Linked DNA regions of Homo sapiens: region 1 is linked to region 2. The links are chromatin loops, found by intact Hi-C in ENCODE. Cell type or tissue: chondrocyte. All regions are shown on one strand. Each heading gives the region's core, and the rest is flanking DNA. Links, peaks and the distances in the headings are about the cores only.

What was found. Hi-C counts contacts between places; a loop is a spot of excess contacts. Peaks named below come from ENCODE experiments on the same cell type or tissue, not always from the same donor. Only the 100,000 strongest peaks of a DNase experiment are listed, where the experiment ranks them.
Region 1: a loop joins it to region 2, with 2.9 times the contacts of the local background. A loop is called at or near these places in 21 of 110 quality-filtered maps.

Annotation. Positions count from the first base shown.
Region 1 is chr7:73,714,126-73,717,025 of GRCh38, forward strand. The region is part of intron 1 of STX1A (syntaxin 1A); the gene reads right to left. Among named protein-coding and RNA genes, the nearest start is that of STX1A, 4.1 kb to the right of the region's middle. RefSeq lists an enhancer at 1,322-1,853. In chondrocyte, for the core only: a CTCF peak has its summit at 1,489; no DNase peak of the experiment used is centred there.
Region 2 is chr7:73,621,344-73,624,243 of GRCh38, forward strand. It overlaps MLXIPL (MLX interacting protein like), which reads right to left. Exons shown (of 17, transcript NM_032951.3): 1 at 2,857-2,900. Among named protein-coding and RNA genes, the nearest start is that of MLXIPL, 1.7 kb to the right of the region's middle. In chondrocyte, for the core only: no CTCF peak of the experiment used is centred there; no DNase peak of the experiment used is centred there.

The DNA.
Region 1 (2,900 bases), core at 140-2,639, 93 kb after region 2:
TGAGGCAGAGTCTCGCTCTGTTGCCCAGGCTGGAGCGCAGTGGCGCAATCTCGGCTCACCACAACCTCCGCCTCCCAGGTTCAAGCGATTCTCCTGCCTCAGCCTCCCGAGTAGCTGGGATTACAGGCACCCGCACCACACCCGGCTAGTTTTTGTATTTTTAGTAGAGACGGGGTTTCACCATGTTGGCCAGGCTGGTCTTGAATTCCTGACCTCAGGTGATCCACCCGCCTCGGTCTCCCAAAGTGCTAGGATTACAGGCGTAAGCCACCGCGCCCAGCTCTTTTTTTTTTGAAACAGAATCTCGCTTTGTTGTCCAGACTGGAGTGCAGTGGCAAGATCATAGCTCACTGCAGCCTTGATCTCCCAGGCTCAAGCAATCCTCCAGCCTCAGCCTCCAGAGTAGCTGGGACTACAGGTGCCTGCCACCACACCTGGCTAATTTTAAATTTGTGTAGAGATGGTGGTCTCACTATGTTGCTCAGGCTGGTCTCAAACTCCTGAGCTCAAGCAGTCTTCCCGCCTCAGCCTCCCAAGTAGTTGGTACTGCAGGTGTGAGCCCCCAAGCCCAGCTAACATCCTGGTGTTTTTTTGTTCTGCATTCAGCAGTTCTCAAAGCTGGGCGAGCACCAGAATCCTTTGGGGGGGTTAAAAAAAAAAAACAAAAACGGCTTCCAGGGATCCACCCCAAAGAGACTGAATCAGAATTTATAGGGGTAGCCGGGTGCAGTGGCTCATGCCTTAATCCCAGCACTTCGGGAGGCCAAGGTGGGTGGATCACCTGAGGTTAGCAGTTCAAGAACAGCCTGGTCAACATGGCAAAACCCCATCTCTACTAAAAATACAAAAATTAGCCGGGTGTGATGGTGCATGCCTGTAATCCCAGCTACTCGGTAGGATGAGGCAGGAGAATCACTTGAACCTGGGAGGTGGAGGTTGCAGTGAGCCAAGATTATGCCACTGCACTCCAGCCTGGATGACAGAATGAGACTCCGTCTAAAAAAAAAAAAAAAATTGGCTGGGTGTGGTGGCTTACACCTGTAATCCCAGCACTTTGGGAGGCCGAGGCGGGCAGATCACGAGGTCAAGAGATCGAGGCCATCCTGCCCAACATGGTGAAACCCCGTTGCTACTAAAAATACAAAAATTAGCCGGGCATGGTGATGCACACCTGTAGTCTCAGCTACTCAGGAGGCTGAGGAAGGAGAATCACTTGAACCCAGGAGGTGGAGGCTGCAGTGAGCTGAGATGGCACCATTGCACTCCAGCCTGGAGACAGTGCGAGACTCCGTCTAAAAAAACAAAAAAAAAACCAACAAAAAACACCACCTCCAACCAGGAAGGCTGGGAGGGAGTGCTCCTTACCTCCCTAGCATGGAGACTGCTAGGAAGAACAGACCCTGCTGGAACCACGGGGAGCTGGATGCCCTGAGCTTCCCCTGGCAGAGGTGGGGCAGCCCTGGTGGTCTCTCCTAGCAGAGACTCCAGGATTCCAGGACACCTTCCTGGATGTAATAGTCTGACTCCTCCAAGAGGCGCAGAGGCCAGGCAGCCTCCAGGCGTGTCCCAGGGGAAGCCACCAGGCTGGCAAGGTTGATTCATCACTGCTGAGCACAGTGGCTGTTGTCTGCCTCGAGGGCTATTTTTTTCCCTTCTTCTTTTAAATGACTAATCAAAGTCAATATCACTAGTGCAGAGAGGCCCGGAGCTGAGTCAGGGGTGTGCGAGAGGCCAAGCTGGGTCTCCAGGAAAGACGGCTGTGCAATCTGAGCCTCCTCACCCTGTCTCCAGCCTCCAGCTGTGTGTACACCAGGTCCCCGCCCTGCAGAGCCTGCCCCTTCACAGGGCCCCAGAGTGGCTCAGGGAGGCAGCTTCAGGCCGTGGAAGGGGCCAGGCTCTGCCCCCACAGGCTGCATGACCTCAGATAAACACCTGGCCCTTTCTGGACCTGTTTTCTGATCTGTAAGATAGGAGGTTGAACTAGATGGTCCCGGGAGGCCGTTCCACCTGCACCCCAGATGAAAATGTACCCAAATGCATCGTTCATGCTGGGAAACCTCTGGAACGTAATGGGAGGAAGGATCGGGCGAGCCCTGTCCGGCTCCTGTTCTTACACTCTCGTGCCTGCCACTCTGCAAAGTAGGTAACACTGGCTCCATTCTGCAGATGAGGAAATGAGCAGAGGGAGATTAAGGATGAACCTGCCCGGTGTTGCCACCCAACCGCCAGACTCTTCCCAGCAACGAAAGAGAAGGGGAAACTGATGGGCAAAGCAGGGCCCTGGGCCTTCCCATCCAGGCCTGCCTGGGCTGCTCCAGTGAGTTGGGCCCTAGTCTAGACCTCAAGGCACTTCAGGGGGCCCCAGACACCAGCTGTCAGGACCACCTGCTATTCTCTCCTGGTTGAGCATTCCAATCTCTCTGCCTTCACTAAGCTGTCCCCTCCTTTGGATCACCTTCTCTCCTCCTATTCAAATCCAGCTCCTGCTCCTGTGCTATCCCAGGGTCTCTTCTTCCAGGAAGCCTTCCAGGATTGTGCTGCTCCAACTCTCCCTCCTTGCTACGTCTTCAGCCTCCTGCAACAGGTCCCATGTGTCTGTCCCACATGACCTGGCACATAGACAAATACATGTTCTGGGCCCAGGGAGAAAGGTCAGCTCTGCAAAGTCCCCAGGAAGAAAATCAGGGAGTCTCTGAGTTGAGGGGAGGAGGCAGCTACAGCCTGAGTGGGGCTCCTGGGGATGCTCTAACCTAAAAGTCTTTCCCTGGCTGTGTGACCCTGGCCCTGTCTTCGGTCTCTCTTTGTTACCTGTAACCTGCAAGTGGCCTTTCTGATCTCTGAGGGACTGCGACAGCATTGAGGCCCCCTGGCTAGTCCCCAGTGACCCCCTTCACTCCCCA
Region 2 (2,900 bases), core at 95-2,594:
CCCTCTGCCCACGCTAACCTGCAGAGGGTGAAACCTTGCCAGGCCTCTGCAGGCTGGTCTCTGGGTCAGGCTGGTCCCTGATTCAGGTGGGTCCCTGGTCAAGCTCGCTGTTCTTCCCACCACCTTCTGAACTCTCTGCCTTACTGTCTCTTCCCATATAGTCACTCCCCTGGGACACTCAGCTCCTGTAATCTGCTCCCCTCCAGGGGACCCCTGGAACTGGGGGTCTTTGAGGATGAAAACACTGTCCCAGTTCAAGCCTCAGGGCTTTTCCACTACCAAATGGGGAAATCTAGAAGCTCTCCTGGTACCGAGCCAACCCTCCATCTCCCTCCATCTCCCTCCCTCCCTCCATCTCCCTCCCTCCCTCCATCTCTCTCCAGCTCCCTCCCTCCCTCCATCTCCCTCCCTCCCTCCCTTCCTCCCTCTCTCCCTTCCTCCCTCCCTCCATCTCCTTCCCTCTCCCTCCCTCCATCTCCCTCCGTCTCCCTCCCTCCATCTCCCTCCCTCCCTCCTTCTCCCTCCCTCCTCCATCTCCCTCCCTCCATTTCCCTCTATCTCCCTCCCTCCCTCCATCTCCCTCTCTCCATCTCCCTCTCTCCATCTCCCTCCCTCCTTTATCTCCCTCCCTCCTTCCATCTCCCTCCCTCCCTTCCTTCCTTCCTCCCCCCATCTCCCTCCCTCCCTCCCTCCCTTCCTTCCAACAAGGTCTCACTCTATCACCCAGGGTGGAGTGCAGTGGCACCATCATGTCTTACTGGAGCCTCAACCTCCTGGGCTGAAGTGATCCTCCCACCTCAGACTCCCCAGTAGCTGGTACTAGGAATGTGCCATCACACCTGGCTGATTAAAGAAAATTTTTTTTGGCCAGGCATGTTGGCTCATGCCTGTAATCCCAGCACTTGGGGAGGCCAAGGCAGGTGGATCACCTGAGGTCAGGAGTTTGAGACCAGCCTGGCCAACATGGTGAAATCTCGTCTCTACTAAAAATACAAAAAATTAGCTGGAGGTGGTGGGCGCCTGTAATCCCAGCTACTCAGGAGGCTGAGGCAGGAGATTCTCTTGAACCCGGAAGGCAGAGGTTGCAGTGAGCTGAGATGGCACCACTGCACTCCAGCCTGGGCAACAAGAGCAAAACTCTGTCTCAAAAAAAAAAAAAAATTTTTTTTTTTTTGGTAGAGACAGGTTCTCAGTATGTTGCCCAGGCTGGTCTCCAACTCCTGGGCTCAAGCAATCCTTGGATGAGAACCTTGGCCTCCTAAAGTGCTGGGCTTACAGGCAGGAGCCACTGTGCCCAGCCAGAGATTTACTATTAATATTTGGGTATTTGGGAAGAAAACACAGTCCTCTCTACCCCAGCTATCTCTGACTGGGGTTACATCAGCCTTGAGTCAGCCTCTGGGTGGGGGGGCAATTTTGGGGGTGCGCTCTGTCCCTTACCTTGCCAGCTCCCCAGAACCTCTCCTCTTTGGTCACCCATCGTCAGGGTTGGAAGTGAGGCCCCCTCCCAAATAGAGTGATGTGTAGTATATAATGAGCAGCCAAAGTTGGGGTTGGGTGGGAAATGGGAGACCCTTAGGAGGAGGAGTGCCGGCATCCGGTGTACCAGGACCTTAGATGCCCTGTCCCAGGCAGTCGCGTGACATTTGGGGAGGGAGGGAGAAGGGACGGGAATTTGAACTTTCCACACGGGTCCGACGCCCTGGCCGATCGGGTTGCAACATGACCTGGGCCAGGGGCCAGAGCTTGTGGGCCAAGGTTACTCCGCCTCCAGCCAATGGGGTCGCAGCTGGGCGGCTGCGGTTGGGGGCAGGCAACACTCCCCTCACAGTCCCCACCCCAGCTCCTGCTCCCCCGCAGGGCGGCAGGTGCCGATCTGTAGCCAGCGGTTCTCAGAAGGGGAGGAGGCGCCGCGGAGGAAGAGGAATATTTGCACAGAGAAAAGATCAAGGCCGGCCGATCCCCCTTTCTCCCCTACGGGTTTTCGGTTGATAATTTATACTGGCCCCTCAACTCCGGGGAACTTTGCTCCAGGGCACTGGGCCAGGCCTCGGGTTCGCGCCCTCCTCTGGGACGCGGGGCGTGGAGCGGCAGCGGGGCGCGGCCTGTGCGCTCTCGGTGGCACTAAGCGGGGGTCCCAGGCAGCGACGGGCGCTCAGCCTAGTGTGGCGACGTGGGTAGGCGAACCCAGGCCTCCCGGGCACCGGCGTAACCTCTGCGAGCTGCGCCTCTTGGACATTTCTGGGACATCCTCCTCCCGCCACCCTTAATGTAGCAGATCAAGAAGAGGTGTCTCAGCAATTGCGGGGAGGTGGACGTGAGAGTGGGCCAGTTCCAGTCCACTTTGGTTATGAACTGGGACAATCAGGGGCGCTGGGAGTATCTCAGGGTCCAGGAATAGGGCGGGCTTGGGCCGGGGCTGCTGGGGAGAAGGCCGAGGCCTGCAGGGGGTCGGGTGGAGTGGCTCCAGAGTGGAGAGTGGGGATGGGCGCGGGTGGCCTAGGGACCAGGGGCGCCTGGCATTTTTGTAGGGACGGAGGGGCTGGGACCAGAGAGAGGGGACCAGAGGTCCAGGTAGAGGTGGGGCGCAGGCGGTCTGCGCTTCGGGGAAGAGGGAATGGGGGAGGAATGGGAATCAGAAATGCGTGGGTCCGTCAGGGGCCAGCGGGCTGGGCCGCTGTAGGAGGACCTCGGGGCTGGGAGAAAGGGGGTGTCCAGGGCGTGATCGGAGCCTCCGGGAGCCGCAGGACCGGGCTCGGGTGGGGTGTTGAGGGCCCCAGCGCGCAGTCCTGCCCCGGACCCCCCCCCCATCCCCACCTGGAAGCCAAGGCCGTCAGGGCCCGGAACCGCCCTCACCTGTAGGCCAGGCTCAAGCACTCGAAGAGGCGTGTGAGTGTGGG